Linked DNA regions of Homo sapiens: all the other regions are linked to region 1. The links are chromatin loops, found by intact Hi-C in ENCODE. Cell type or tissue: endothelial cell of umbilical vein. All regions are shown on one strand. Links, peaks and the distances in the headings refer to the core of each region. The heading gives the core; the rest is flanking DNA.

What was found. A loop is a pair of places that touch in the nucleus more often than their neighbours do. Peaks named below come from ENCODE experiments on the same cell type or tissue, not always from the same donor. Only the 100,000 strongest peaks of a DNase experiment are listed, where the experiment ranks them.
Region 2: it touches region 1 in a loop (4-fold over the local background); 2 of 110 quality-filtered maps call a loop at or near these places.
Region 3: it touches region 1 in a loop (2.7-fold over the local background); 3 of 110 quality-filtered maps call a loop at or near these places.

Annotation. Positions count from the first base shown.
Region 1 is chr2:234,617,570-234,622,961 of GRCh38, forward strand. The region is part of intron 2 of LOC105373936 (a long non-coding RNA gene); the gene reads right to left. Among named protein-coding and RNA genes, the nearest start is that of LINC01173, 62 kb to the right of the region's middle. RefSeq lists an enhancer at 5,220-5,392. In endothelial cell of umbilical vein, for the core only: no CTCF peak of the experiment used is centred there; a DNase peak (open chromatin) is centred at 2,642; H3K27me3 peaks cover 222 bases.
Region 2 is chr2:234,688,531-234,693,487 of GRCh38, forward strand. The region is part of intron 1 of LINC01173 (long intergenic non-protein coding RNA 1173); the gene reads left to right. Among named protein-coding and RNA genes, the nearest start is that of LINC01173, 8.3 kb to the left of the region's middle. RefSeq lists a silencer at 3,695-3,989. In endothelial cell of umbilical vein, for the core only: no CTCF peak of the experiment used is centred there; a DNase peak (open chromatin) is centred at 2,591; H3K27ac peaks cover 1,276 bases.
Region 3 is chr2:235,104,826-235,109,782 of GRCh38, forward strand. No RefSeq gene overlaps it. Among named protein-coding and RNA genes, the nearest start is that of SH3BP4, 160 kb to the left of the region's middle. In endothelial cell of umbilical vein, for the core only: a CTCF peak has its summit at 2,494 (motif pointing left); a DNase peak (open chromatin) is centred at 2,476.

The DNA of each region.
Region 1 (5,392 bases), core at 620-4,619:
TTTAGGATTAATGGGAAGGTCGGCCCCTGGAGAAAGGACCCTGCAACATCATAGCAAATGTTCATGAAAAGGAGTCCTCAGTCTTTCCCTGCAAGGACCTGTGGCTGTTTACCTTGGTCACTGCACAGTGTGGAAAGGGGAATACAAAACATTAGGTACTGTTAGAGACAGGGTCCTGGTTGACAATGATAGCAGCGTCATGGTACCCTCTCAGGGGGCCACGTATTAAGTGGAGTCCTGGCCCTGGTTTAGCTCATGTTACAACCACTGAACTACAAATACCTGCAGTGGTCATTAGCACAATTCCTACACTGGTTTCTTGGCCTAGGGATAAGAGCTATTATAGTGGGAAAAAGCAAATAGAAACCCCTGAAACTGGCCTCCTTTCCCCCACCCACTCACCAGCCAATATAATTAATCAAAACCAATATCACATCCTCAAGAGAATGGTAGAAATTAGTGCCATTCTTAAAGAAAAAGTACAAGGGGGTGCTTCATTATGCCTCCTTACAATTCACTAGTCTGGCTCCTAATCCTAGAGGTCAACAGTGAATGACAAGAAACTCAACCGCATAGTAGCCCAGTGGCAGTTGCTGTGCCTGGTGTAGTATCTTTACTAGAGCAGACTGACATAGCCTTGGGCACATGGTGTGTGGCTATTGATCTACCAAATACATTATTTTATCCTTATCAGAAAATCAGATCAGAAATATTTTGCAGTCACTTGGAATGAACAAGAATGTACATTTCCATGCTTGAATAAGGGCTGTGTCAACTATTCTACTCTCTCCTTAATGTAATCTAAGAGACACAGGCCTACTAGTCACCTTTCAGAACATTCTGTTGGGCTACATTATGAATAAAGTCATGGTAATTTGACTGGATAAAAAAGAAGTGGGCCAGGTGCGGTGATGGCTCACCCCTGTAACCCCAATACTTTGGGAGGCCAAGGCAGGTGGATTACCTGAGGTCAGGAGTTCAACACCAACCTGCCCAACATGGCAAAACCCCATCTCCACTAAAACTACAAAAAATGAGCCAAGCATGGTGGCAGGCACCTGTAATCCCAGCTACTAGGAGGCTGAGGCAGGAGAATTGCTTGAACCCAGGAGGTGGAAGTTGCAGTGAGCCGAGATGGCACCATTGCACTCCAGCCTGGGCAACAAGAGTGACTCTCCATCTCCAAAAAAAAAAAAAAAAAAAAAAAAGTGGCTAGGATATTGGAGACTTTGGCAAGACATGCATTCCAGAGGGTGGGAAAGTAACCCTATAAAGATTCAGGGACTTGTTATATGGGTTACCTTTTTAGGTGACCAATGGTATGGGGTATTCTAGAACTTTCACTCCAGGTTAATGTACAGATTAACATACATTATCCTCCCAAATACAAAGAAACATAACACCTGGAATTTGGGCACTATTGACATAATATTTCTCAGCACATATACCTACATACCGGCCAACATGAAAACCTCCCATCTTCCTCTAGACCAAAAAAAAGGAATGATATAATTTATTAAAAAGACACCAAAAATTCCACTAAAGGAACATCAAAAGATAGATACATTTGATTACATTTAAATGAAAACTTCTGCACAAAGCAAATAAAGTGAAAAGATAAGCCAGGCTCAGAAAAGATATTTGCAAAAAATAAAATCAAGTAAAAAGTTTCAATAAATCAACAAGAAGAGAAAAACAACATAATAGAAAAAGTGCAGGCTGGGCACAGTGGCTCACGCCTGTAATCCCAGCACTTTGGGAGGCTGAGGCGGGTGGATCACCTGAGGTCAGGAGTTCGAGACCAGCCTAGGCAACATGGTGAAACCCTAGCTCTACCAAAAATACAAAAATTAGCTGGGTGCGGTGACGAGTGCCTGTAATCCCAGCTACTCAGGGGGCTGAGGTAGGAGAGTTGCTTGAATGTGGGATGCGGAGGTTGCAGTGAGCCAAGATTGCATCACTGCACTCCAGACTGGGCGACAGAGCGAGACTCCGTCTCAAAAAAAAAAAAAAAAAAAAAAAAAAAAAATAGCAAAGAACATGAATAGGCAGTTCCCAGAAGAAAAAACTTAAATGAAAAAAACTTGTATTGGCAAAAATTAACTAGATTGATATGATAATGCATGTGTGCAAATCTAGAGCAACACAAACCACAAACTATACTTTAAAAGATGAGATAGCACTATCAAGGAAAATGAACAATACTCACTCACCGGGCCCTAAAATTCAATTTCTGGAACTGCAGCCTAGAGGACTTTTCACATGTGTGGATGGATAAGGACAAGAAGATCACCAAAGCCATGCTTGTGATGGCAAATAAGACCTACCTCCATCAATCAGAAAACGTATATGTAGTTGTCATATAGTCATATAATGTACTTACTATACAGTAGCAAAATCAAAATGAATGAGACTGAGCTACACCTATCATCATGAAGAAATATAATTTGATCAGAAAAAGCAAATTGCAGAAGGATATGCAATATCCAGTAGAGATGAAGACGACGATAGTGGCAGTAGGGCATTGGTTATATCTCTGTTCGCTCATGAATTTTTTGCAACAATCCTGTGAGATAAGCACTTTAATTATTTCCGTTTTAGAGATGAGGAAATTGAAGCATGTTGAGGTTAGATAATGGGTCGGAGAGTTACGGAGCTAGGAAATGACATAGCCAACACATCCTGTGAGTGTGAGTTTATGATACTCACACAAAAGTGTAGAATTAGTGAGTCAAGGGGTATACATAGTTTACATTTTAAACGATGTTTCTAGATTACATCTTTAAGAGGTTGCAGTATTTCACACTCATACTAGCAAGAAGGAAAGAGTATCTTTCCCTTCACTCTGCATAATACTGGCTTTTATCATCAATAGGTAAAAAATAGACTTCTGGGTTTAATTTGAAAATTTCAGACGATAAGGAAGCTGTTTACAGAGGGTTTGGATTTCTTCTGTATATCACCTGCTCATATTCATTGAGCATTTTTATATTGGATTGTATTTGTTTTGTTCCTCAAGTTATAGCAGACTTCTTTATATTAGTAAGATGAATCCTGTGTCTATCATATCTTGCAAATTGTTCTCTTAGTCTATAGTCTGATTGTTTAATTCCTTAATGGTTATTCTTGCCATATTTACATTTTTCTTTTCTTTTTTTTTTTTTTTTTGAGATGGAGTCTAGCTCTGCTGCCCAGGCTGGTGTGTAGTGGCGTGATCTCAGCTCACTGCAACTTCTGCCTCCCAGAATCAAGTGATTCTCTTGCCTCAGCCTCCTGGGTAGCTGGGACTACAGGCACACACCACCATGCCTGGCTAATTTTTGTATTTTTAGTAGAGCTGGGGTTTCACCATGTTGGCCAGTCTGGTCTCAAACTCCTGACCTCAGGTGATCCACCCGCCTTGGCCTCCCAAAATGCTGGGATTACAGGCGTGAGCCACCACGTCCAGCCCATGTATACATTTTTCACTTCCTATGCAGACCATTTGAATCTGGCTTCCACCTTAATTATTTCACGCAAATTGCTGCATTCAAGGTTCCCAACAACCTCCATATTACCGAATTTAGTGTCCTCATCTTGCTCAACCCAGTTATAAATCCTCTATTTAGCCTCTCCAAATCTTAGATTTTTCATTTGTAAATAAGAGACAACACCACCAGCTTTGCAAGCTCGTTGTTAGGAAATGCTTATGCATAGCTTGTAGCACAGTGCCCACTGTTATTACTGGCCGAAAGCCTGACCTCCCACTTTCTGCCTCAGCACCTTGGAAAATTGCTGCTAATCACAGGAAAAAGCAAGACGCAGGAGTGAGCAATAATGCAAGCCTGGTGTGCCCTGGGGACTGTGCTATTCACACCTCGTAGACTTCCAGATGTAAAGAGCAATCTTAACAATCATGAACATCATGAGATTTATTGAGAGTTTACTATGTCCCAAACACCTTGCTGGGTGCCTTCTAATAAAGGATGCAATACACACAGAGCACTTAGCCTGTCTGGCCCGTAGGAAGTGCACTATGTCATCTCACTCTCATCTTCACTGCTGCCGTCATTTTAGAGGCTGCATCTTATTAGGCAAGGCCAGCAGAGTTCTCCTCCACCTCCAGGCAAATGAGTGGACCACATGTGCATCCTGTCTTCCATCAAGGGGCTTGGAAAAGCCTTCTTCACTCCAGGAAGAGTCAGCAGGGACCATATGGAACCTCACAGAAAGTTCTCCCCATAGGAGAAGGCTTTTCTGCTAAGCCTTAGCTAAAGACTAGAGGCCAATGGGCAGAACACTGGCCAGGAAACCTTTTGCATTTGCCCTCCCCACCCCTGGATTGGCCTAACATTGAAAAGTCACAGCATTTCACCTGGAAACTGGAATTTTCCACTTCTGTGGACAAGTCAGACAAGGAGCTCTGACCGTCCTTCCAGCCAGCCAGTGGTTCCACTCATTGCAGATGCCTGCCTGGCCCTAAAGGCATTTGGGTTCCGACCTCTGACCCTGAGGCAGGAGAACAGGGCCTGGAAGCAGGGAACATAAGGCTAACCCACGCTGACTTCCTAGGCCGGGTATGGTGGCTCATGCCTGTAATCCCAGCATTTTGGGAGGCCAAGGTGGGTGGATCACCTGAGGTCAGAAGTTCGAAACCAGCCTGGCCAACATGGTGAAACATCATCTCAACAAAAATACAAAAATTAGCCAGGCATGATGGCAGGTGCCTGTAATCCCAGGCAGGAGAATCACTTGAACCCAGGAGGCAGAGGTTGCAGTGAGCTGAGACTGCGCCATTGTACTCCAGCCTGGGAGACAGAGTGAGACTCCATCTCAAAATAAAATAAAGTAAATAAATAAATAAATGAAAGCACTTCAGCAATGACAGGAATGTGAATTGCTTTGAAACTTCACTTCATCCTCCATTTACATAGACCACACATACAAAGTAACATCTTCTCCATTTATAACAGGGCGCATTCTGAGTAAATGACTCTGTAACTTCACTTCATTCTCTTCATTTACATAGAACATACACCGAGTAACCAATGGGAAACCTCTAGAGTATTGAAACCGCAGAAAATTATGTAACCAGAGCTCTTGACCCCCTCTTCTCAGGCCCACTCCCACACTGTGGAGTGTACTTTCGTTCTCAGTAAATCCCTACTTTTGCTTTCCTTGCTTTGTTTATGCATTTTGTCCATTTCTTTGTTTGAGACGCCAAGAACCTGGACACCTTCTACCGGTAACAACCCCAGCTCCCTGCCCTCAAAGAAGAGGTCTCGATATAACAGACATACTCCACGAAACAGAGGGATTGTTTTCAGAAAACCCCCACTCAGTATTCTCTGTGTGACTCAAGAAGACGCAGCTCTTGTTTAATTCTCCAGGGTAAGATAAGGATAGCTCAGTC
Region 2 (4,957 bases), core at 204-4,203, 71 kb after region 1:
CTCCTGGTAGGTGTTTGCCTGTTTATTTCCCTCTTGTCCCTTGGACTGTGGGCTTCACAAGGGCATGGACCTTTCTGGTTTTGTTCAAAATTTTGCTTACTAGCACAATGCCTTGGCACCTTGCAACCATTCAATAAATGTTTATTAACTAAAGGGGTGACTAAGTAAGGTGCTCTTTTTTTGGTAATTAATTCTTTATATTGATTGCTTTTATGTTGGCTAGAATATCTCTTAACTAATTATAAAAGAGAATGTGAATGGTCATTTTCTAATCCCCAATGTAACCAAGGATGACCCTGTGTTGTAAAAGTGTGGCTGGGTATGATAGTCTTTGTACCTAACTTTGACTCAATTTTTACCTCTTAGAAGTGTGTGAATTTGGGGACATCATCCCCTGGCTTTTGCAGAAATGTCTGATGTCAGATTAATTTTTGTTTGTTTTTAAATAATCTGCCCTCTTTTCTCTTTTGTCTAAATATATGTGAATTTTTATCTTTTTCCTTTAAAAAAATCCCATGTAGTGTGTTGGTCTTGCCTAGTATATGGTGAGTGTTCTTCCCCCTGTGGATTAAATGTTTGTTCTACCCAGAGAAGTTTTCATGAATTACAACCTCCCTTGAACTACCCTGTCCACGTGCAGGTGGCCAAGTGACCTTCCCCCACCCACCACCATGTCGAGAACTAGAGCTCAAAGATATAGAGGAGGAATAAAGGTAGATGAAAGTAGGAACACCGCTGATAGCTTCAGAGATAGTCCTTGTGCAGTGACCTTGTGCAGTGAGAGGGTGTCCGCTCTGTTTTCTGATTAATGTGGACTCAAACAAAGATCACCCAGGGGGTCAAAGTCTTTTCCTACCTTCTCTGGGACCTGCTATGCTGATCTCATGCAGCGGACTTGGGGGAATTCCCTGTGTTCCTCAATTAAACCCAAGCTCTGCTAAAATATACAAATAGTCATCCTAAACTCTAGGTCCAACATTGGCCTAGAAACTCTAGGTCCTAATTTTCCAAGCTGTTAGATGTTTTTATTTTCCGGATTTTTTTTTTTTTTTTTTTTTTGAGACGGAGTTTCACTCTTGTCGCCCAGGCTGGAGTGCAATGGCATGATTTCAGCTCCTGCTCACTACAGCCTCTGCCTCCTGTGTTCAAGCGATTCTCCTGCCTCAGCCTCCCAAGTATTACAGGTGGGATTACAGGTGGCCACCACCATCCCCAGCTAATTTTTGTATTTTTCGGAAGAGATGGGTTTCACCATATTGGCCAGGCTGGTCTCGAATTCCTGACCTCAGGTGATCCTCCCACCTCAGCCTCTTAAAGTGCTGGGAATACAGGCATGAGCCACCATGCCCGGCCTGTTTTTGGGATATTTTAATGGAAAGTGATGGAGTATGAATCCGGCCTGCTCAGGTAGCTCTAGGTCAGCCATGAAATCTACGTCCTGATAAGGAGCCTGGAGAGGCTTCCTCAAATCCCCAGGCCATGGCATTGCCAGCGCAACACTTGCATCTCCTGACTTAGCCCAGCACTGCCAAGCAGACCTCATGGGTGTCCTTCTGCCACCTTCGTGCTTCCTCCATCCTGGTCTCCCTGTCTGTTTACATCAGTGTTTCTCTTGGCCCAGGGCAGGGTCTCTTTATCTCACGGCCTCTGTGGTCCAGTTAGTTAGGAGAGAGTTTTGAGCAGGTGCAATTAGTGTGGAGTCTCTGGGGCCTGCACTCACACACGCGGGATCCTGACAAGCCCTGAGTCCTGGAACAGCCGCACCCTGCAGTAGCACCCACGGAGCAGCCTTTAGGCCCTGATGCTCCTTTCAAACAATCAGAAGCTTCTGTGGGCCAGAGCCGTCCATAGGGCCTTTGAGAGCCTGGGGAGGTAGAAGGGAGAGTGAGGCATCCATAGCAGTGTCTGCAGGGAAAGGGGGGTTTACCTGTCCCCTGGCACAGTTAGATGTGTAGCTCACGCTTTGACTATAGGATGCTCTTATGTGTCCACACTTCACAAAGCACAGGGCAGCTCTGTGTTGTTGCCCAGAAGAAAATGAACCCCCCCCCGCAACTTCCACTATATGAATTCTCTGCATCGCTGCCTCTAGGCAGCAGGACAGCCAGCAGTAAGCTGCAGACATCCCACCATGCTGCAGCTTGCTGTCTGCAGCAGGAAGCCCCACATACAGCCTGACAGTCAGGCCAAGCCATTTGGCCATTCACCAGTGCTGCAAGCTCAGGCAGGTTGCTTAACCTGTCTCAGTTCCTGCTTCTGAGAAGTAAAGCTAATGGGGTCTATGTCATGAGATTACTGGAAGATTAAGTAAAATAACAAGCATCAGGCAGCTGACACAGAAAGTGTGCCTGAGAGGTGGATGGATGGCTCCCTAGCCCCTCTCTTTGTCTTCTGGGCTGAGCCCCTCCCGATCCCCACAGGGCAAAGGCTGGCTGATTTTCAGTAGTTTAAGCTGGTGTGTAGCAGCTAAACTCCACATTTCTAGACCGTTTGAACAGGAAACCTGAGATGAGGGAGCGTTTGAATTGGCTCATGCAAAAAACAATATTTGCTGGAGGTTAGCTGCTGCATTATGAATTTTTAACCTCCCATAAATCAAACTGTAAAAATGGACAAAGGCTGAGTTTCCTGTGCCAGGACCAAAATAGACACCGCCTGCGTCTCTTAGACAATTCCGATTATGTTTCCACAACCAAATCATGCTGAGATGAATAGCTGGAATATTTATATTTAGGTCCTAACGTATAATGTAAAATAAATGAAAACAGTCTATCTTCTTGGCACTGAAATTGTGCCACCATATCCATTTACAAAGACGATAACTCAAAGACCAGGCTGTGCAAAGACCATCATGTGCCTGGGGCGGGATTTTGCTTCTCTGCTCCCATTGCTTTTCCCTACGACCGTCGTCACCAGATACCCAATACTAAATGATTAATAGAAAATCCCCAGCGGGATCAGTCCACAGCAAGGTTTAAAGTGAATCCTTTTGTGAATGCTTTATACTGACAAATACAAATGCTTTAAAAGATCCAGGAGATGGAACCTTGTAACTGCAGAGGATGGTATTTTAACTAAAGAAAGCTTTTATTAATTTGACAAACATATCTTTCCCTGGCAACTCCTATGAGCTACAAACTTAGACGAATATCATAACAACTAAGAGATTTTTATTCTTTCAATTTAGTGGTAAAGGGAGGTATTAAAGCACCTGATTTACTATGAGGCAGAAAGAAACATGAGCTCGAGTGTTACAAGCAAATGTTACAGACTTCTAGAAGGAAAGACCGCACCAAAAAAGTGAAGTTGGAGCTGAACTTTAAAGGATGATAAAGGTTTTAGTATGGAAAATAGAGCTCCAGAGGCCAAGAGAAATGTGGCTACACTGAGGTGAAACTGGCAATAGGGTGTGGAGTGAAAGTATACGATACAAAAAATAAACTGAAAGCAAGTATGGGCCAGGCACAGCGGCTCACGCCTGTAATCCCAGCATGTTGGGAGACCCACGTGGGAGGATCACTTGAGGCCAGAAGTTTGAGACCAGCCTGGCCCACATGGCAAAGCCCTGTCTCTACTAAAAACACAAAAATTAGCCAGGAATGGTGGCACACACCAGTAGTCCCAGGTACTTGGGAGGTTGAGGCAGGAGGTTCGCTTGAACCCAGGAGGCAGAGGTTGCAATCAGCCTAGATCATACCACTGCACTCCAGCCTGGGTGACAGAGCAAGACTCGGTCTCCAAAAAAAATAAAGCAAAGTATGAAGCAATTTGGAATAAGGAAGATAGAGCCTTATAGGAGACTGGAGGTTTTTAAAGGCTTCTAACAAAAGGGCTGATGTGATATCAGCAGTGTGAATGAATCGATTCATTCACTTAACAAATATTTACCTAGCTCCTCAGTGAGGGATGGAGTGGTAGGTAACAAAACCAATAGGCTCCTGCCCCCATGGACCCACAGTTTCATGGGGTGACAAGCATTAACAAATAAACCTGTAAGTAAATGTATTAGGTTGATGCAAAAGTAATTGTAGTTTCTCCATTACTTTTAATGCAATTACTTTTGTGTCAACCTAATATAATTACAGGCAGAAGAGAGAACTAGGTAAGAAGGGTGCTTAGGGTGATGTCCAAGGAAGCAGGGAGCCCTGACTAATACTGGGGGTTGGAGAGAGGAGAGAAGGCATTGCTGAGGACCTGGCATCCACACTGGGTCCTGGGGGGTCAATGGAGTTGGAAAGCAGGGCTATGCTGGGGCCAGGGCTGCAGCAGAGATTGGAAGCATTCCAAGTGCAGGACTAGGAACAAAGGCCTTTTGGCAAATGAAGAGGTAGGCATTTTCAAGAAAACAAAAGAGAAGAGAGTGGCATAAGATAACTCCAGGGGGATGGGACATCTGCAGGGCCTGGCAAGGCACATTCAGGATTTTATTTTTATTTATTTATTTATTTATTTATTTGAGACGGAGTCTCACTCTGTCACCCAGGGTGGAGTGCAGTGGTGAGATCTTGACTCACTGCAACCTCCACCTCCCAGGTTCAAGTGATTCTCCTGCCTCAGCCTCCCGAATAGCTGGGACTGCAGGCATGTGCCACCACACCCGGCTAATTTTTTGTATTTTTAGTACAGATGGGGTTTCACCGTGTTAACCAGGATGGTCTCGATCTCCTGAACTTGTGATCTGCCCACCTCGGCCTCCCAAAGTGCTAGGATTACAGACATAAGCCACCATGCCCGGCCCAATTTTTGTATTTTTAGTAGAGATGGGGTTTCACCATCTTGGCCAGGCTGGTCTTGAACTCCTGACCTTATGATCCACACACCTTGGCCTCATAAAAGCGCTGGGATTACAGGCATGAGCCATTGCACCCGGCCACATTCAGGATTTTAATCAGGAAGTGCAAGGGGAAGCCACTGTCTGGAGTGATAAGATCTGGTTGGTTGAATAACGTCCCTCTGG
Region 3 (4,957 bases), core at 204-4,203, 490 kb after region 1:
GCGCCAGTGGCTCCTGCTTGTAATCCCAACACTTTGGGAGGCCAAGGCGGGAGAGTCATTTGGGGTCAGGAGTTTGAGACCAGCCTGATCAACATGAAGAAACCCCGTCTCTATTAAAATACAAAAAAAATTAGCCAGGCACAGTGGCTGGCACCTGTAGTCCCAGCTACTCAGGAGGCTGAGGCAGGAGAATCGCTTGAACCTGGAAGGCAGAGGTTGCAGTGAACTGAGATTGCGGCACTACACTCCAGCCTGGGAGACAGAGCAAGACTCCGTCTCAAAAGAAAATATATGTGATTTTAAAATAGAGAGATCTTCCTGGCTTATACGGGTGAGCCCAATCTAATCACATGAGCCCTTGTAGGAGACAAAACATAATTTCTTTTCTATCCTTTCCCTTTTTCTGGGTTCTTAGTTGAGACACTCTCCTGAAAACAAAAGTCAAATTAACTAAAGAAAAACAAGCAGACGTTTATTAACACCTGCTGTACCCATCACATGAGAGAGGTCTCAGTTCAAAAGTATTTCTCTCTGAAGGCAGTGGCTTAGAGGCCTTGCGTAAACAGTATTCTAATGAAGAGCCATAAATTCTATACAGTGACAAGATGAAGGTGAGAGCAGCTCTCATCTTTTAAAAGGTGGGAAACTAGAGGAAGATGGTAAAATGCATTCCCAGACTCTTCTGGTGTCTGCTGCTGCCTTCTCTGGGTGGATGACAAGCACTGTCTCCAGGAAGGAGGGACTGAAGTCCTGCCATCAGGTAAGCGGAGGCCAAGGCAGTGTTTCCCTGCGTTTTCAGTGTCTTGAACTAACAGTTCTCAATATTTTGAGGAGAAATATTTTGATTTCCTTTACTCTGAAGAGCACAGAACTTTGTCCAGCTGCAGCCCAAAGCTGTTGCCACAGAGAGAGTTGTAGGATCTGGAGTGTGGGAGGGACGGAGTGGCTGTGGCTGGAGGAGAAGCCACGTGGAAAGTGGAAAGAATACAGGTCACCTCGAGGAGCAAAGACTGGCTCCCAGTGGAGGCCACAGGGAAATGAGACCTCCCTCCACAACTGCGGGGAACCAGACTTGCCCACCAATGAGTCATCCTCAGAGCTGCAGAAAGCAGTGCGGCCCAGCTGACGCCTTGCTTTCGGCCTTGTGACTCCACCCAGATGTCGTCGGACTTCTGACCTGTAGAACCATGAGCTAATAAACAGGTGTTGTGTTAAGCCCTTGACTTTGTGATGATTTGTTGAGCTTGCTGGACGTGCGCTGTGGGGATGCGTGGGTGCACGTCGTCATCCATGGAGGTGTGTGTCGGTGTTGACATCTGCATTGGGTACGCGGAAGAGGGTTCATTTGATTGTGAGTTGTCCCACGGTTAGCCTGTCACTCCAGGAGCGGCTGCAGCCCTGCCTCGCTGGACAGTGGGGATGACAGAGTTTCTGTGACGTTCCTGGGAAGGGGTGAGGACTGGAGGAGTGGGGATTGGTTGGAAGGGTTGGGAGGGTCACCTGCTTGAAGCTGGGTTTGTGGCAAGTGTTGTTTCCAGTGGTTGCTCTTCAGGCTGGAGCTGATTTGGGGAGGGGAAGCTGCGGGAGAGTGAGCGTGGCTCGCTCCCCAGCCAGCCTGGTACCCACGCAAACTGCCGTCCTGCCTGTCCCTGTGGGTTTGCTGCTGCTGTTGCTCTTGTTCTTTTCATGGTTGGCCCCACGTGTGTTCAGCCCTTAACCTGTTAAGGGGATGAGCTTTGGAACTGACACCCCTGGGCCATTTCTCCAAGTCTTTATGCCTTGCTGACCTCATGTGTATAATGGTGTGATAATAATAGGATGTCTTTTATAGGGCTCTGTAAGGACCCAAAAGGCACCTGTTTGTAAAGCACAGAATGTGGAGTGTGTGAGCCCATGCCCTATAAAACGCATTCTTGTCTTGCGCTTCTGTTGGCGGGTGGTCCTCACTGGACCCCCAGAAGCTTTCACATGGTGTGAGGGCCCCATTTGCCTGGCGCTTCCTTGGATCATATGCCCCAAAATAGACACACTTTTGGTCTTCCATGGAACCAAATCCAGCCCTCGCCCTAAAAGCAGCCCCGTCTTCCAATTAAAATGAAGAGTTTTTTTTAAAGTTCTGCCATCAGCATCTCTTCTGAGGAACTCCAGGAGATGGCCTGCACTGGGCCCTGGGATCACATTGCTCGTCTCCAGCCCGACCCCCATCTGTGGGGCTGCCTGAAAGTGGCGTGTCTCTCTTGCAAACTGCTGCTGGACATTTCACGGGGGTGGTGGGCAGCCTCTTAATGGCGAAATCCAGCAGGATTTAAACAAGTTAATGATTTGGATAGTGATCCTCTGCCTTGCCCCACCCTCCCCTGAGAATGCTGCATCTCCCTTTTTCATTTCCGGACTGGGATGGGAAAGTGACCCTGGACCCACGGCTGTCAGGAGCAAAGTCAGAGCCTTTGATTGGAGTCAGAGCCTTTGATTGGAAACCAGGCGCCACCTGCTGACTCCCAAAGCTCACTTCTTTGGTCAGTTTCTGTGCCTGGGACAAGGAGTCTAAGAGCTCCCATCCATCTAGTTCTCAGGCAAAGTTGCACATTGACTCTGCCTTTGACATTGGCAAGAGGAGCCCCTTCCTTTGGCCCCAAGCATTAGAGGGTCAAAATGACTTATTCAAACAGCATGGCCTGTCTACAGGACATTCAGGCATACACAATAGTGGCTAAATTCAGACATCTTTGATATTTTACCAACTTTCTGTCATTTAAAACAACAGCTTTACATATATTGCTCAGGGTCTGAAATTTGTCTCTGGCAAAAGTGACCCTAAACTCTAAATATCTGCTCTGGTCAATAATACTGTGTAGGCCCCAGGGAAATGCTTCTCTGTAGGTCTGTGTCTCGAGACCAAAGGTGACTTTATCCAAAAGCTGTGAGGTTTGTAGATTGCACAACTGCAGCTATCAGAGATGGTCACTGAACTGCGACCATTTTGAAAAAGAAGATACAAACTAATTGACTTGTCAAATTCTTCCTTGCAGAGAGCATGGATGCAACCGATTCTTGCATAACCAAATCCTTTCCCAGGAGTGCTGAAAATCCATTTTCTGTTAGTGATTTCAGAAATATTCATAGATAAATAGAGTACTCGAAGCCCTTGCACCTGGTGTCTCAGGAAGTTTTTTCTTTTTCTTTTTTCTTTTTTTTTTTTTTTGGAGACAAAATCTTGCTCCCTTGCTCAGGCTGGAGTGCAGTGGCATGATCTTGGTGCACTACAACCTCCACTTCCCCGGTTCAAGCGATTCTCCTGCCTGAGCCTCCCAAGTAGCTGAGATTACAGGCACCCACCACCACACCCAGCTAATTTTTGTATTTATAGAAGAAAAATTGCTACTAAATTTTGCCATGTTGGGTCTTGCCATGTTGACCAGGCTGGTCTTGAACTCCCGACCTCAGGTGATCCTCCCACCTCGGCCTCCCAAGGTGCTGGGATTACAGGTGTGAGCCACTGCGCCCAACCAACATTTTTCAATATTAAACAATTTGTGTCACTTATTACATTTTATATGTATAGATCTAGATACAACATATGTGATGCTAAAGCTGATTCTTTTTATTTATCTATGAATCTTGATATTGCTTTAAGGGATGGGAAAAATCATACGAGTGGTAATAATTTAAATGATAAAATTAAAACATTTTGTATTTTATGCCACAATGACAATCTCTTTTGTGCAGCCCTATTACAATGTTTGAATAAGTTATGTAAATTCCTGGTACGTTTCTGCATCACAGTACTTTCCTAAAACTTATCGACAATTCCAATAGCTATAGCTTTAGCGGGTCAAAGTTTCCTCAAAATAAAACTAATAAAAAATGATCTGAGAACCTTAATGATTTCAGAAAGTTTGCTTAATTTGTCATTACTATCAATGGAATGCAAATTATATGAAAATATTGATTCTAACAACGTAATTAGTGTTCTTTGCTAAAATTAAGAAAAGACAAAAATTTATGGATAATATATAACTTATCAATTATGTATGTTGTTACTTACTTATTCAAACAGTGTAGCCTATCCACGGGATATTTAGGCATACACAATGATTATTAAATTCAGATGTCTTGGATTTTTACCAACTTTCTGTCATTTAAAACAACAGCTTTACATATATCGCTCCATTTTTGTTCTTATGAAGGTATGCTTTTCAAGATAGAATGATGAAACATACTTATTCATTCGTTTTATTTGTACCTTTTAAATATCTCTCTACTATATCTGTATCCTATACCTCCCGATACACACACGCGTGCACACACATGCGTGCACACACACATGCACACACACACGTGCACACACATGCACACTACCTGGGTCTCCTTTTGTACCCTTGCCCTAGACACCACAGATGCTAGGAGAAACCTGCTGTTATTGATTTCTTCCAAAGTAAAACTTGCTCAGGTTGGTTCTAACATATGACATTCTGGTTTATAAAAAGTATTGGGGTAAGCATTTAGGCTTATTAAAATGTTACGTTAGGGGCACTGTCTCTAAAAGGGATTGCCTGACTTGGGGACAAGGAGGTTAAAGAAGGCCAGCAAGACACTTTAAAGCTACCAATGTCAAAATAAAGGGGGTTCTGGCCAGGCGCGGTGGCTCACACCTGTAATCCCAGCACTTTGGGAGGCTGAGGCAGGTGAATCACCGGAGGTTAGGAGTTCAAGACCAGCCTGGCCAACATGGTGAAACCCCATCTCTACTGAAAACACAAAAATTAGCCGGGCGTGGTGGCACATGCCTGTAATCCCAGTTACTCGGGAGGCTGAGGCAGAAGAATCACTTGAACCCGAGAGGCAGAGGTTGCAGTGGGCAGAGATCGCACCATTGACTCCAGCCTGGGCAATAAGAGTGAGACTCTGTTTCAAAACAAAAATAAATAAATAAATAAATAAATAAATAAATAAATAG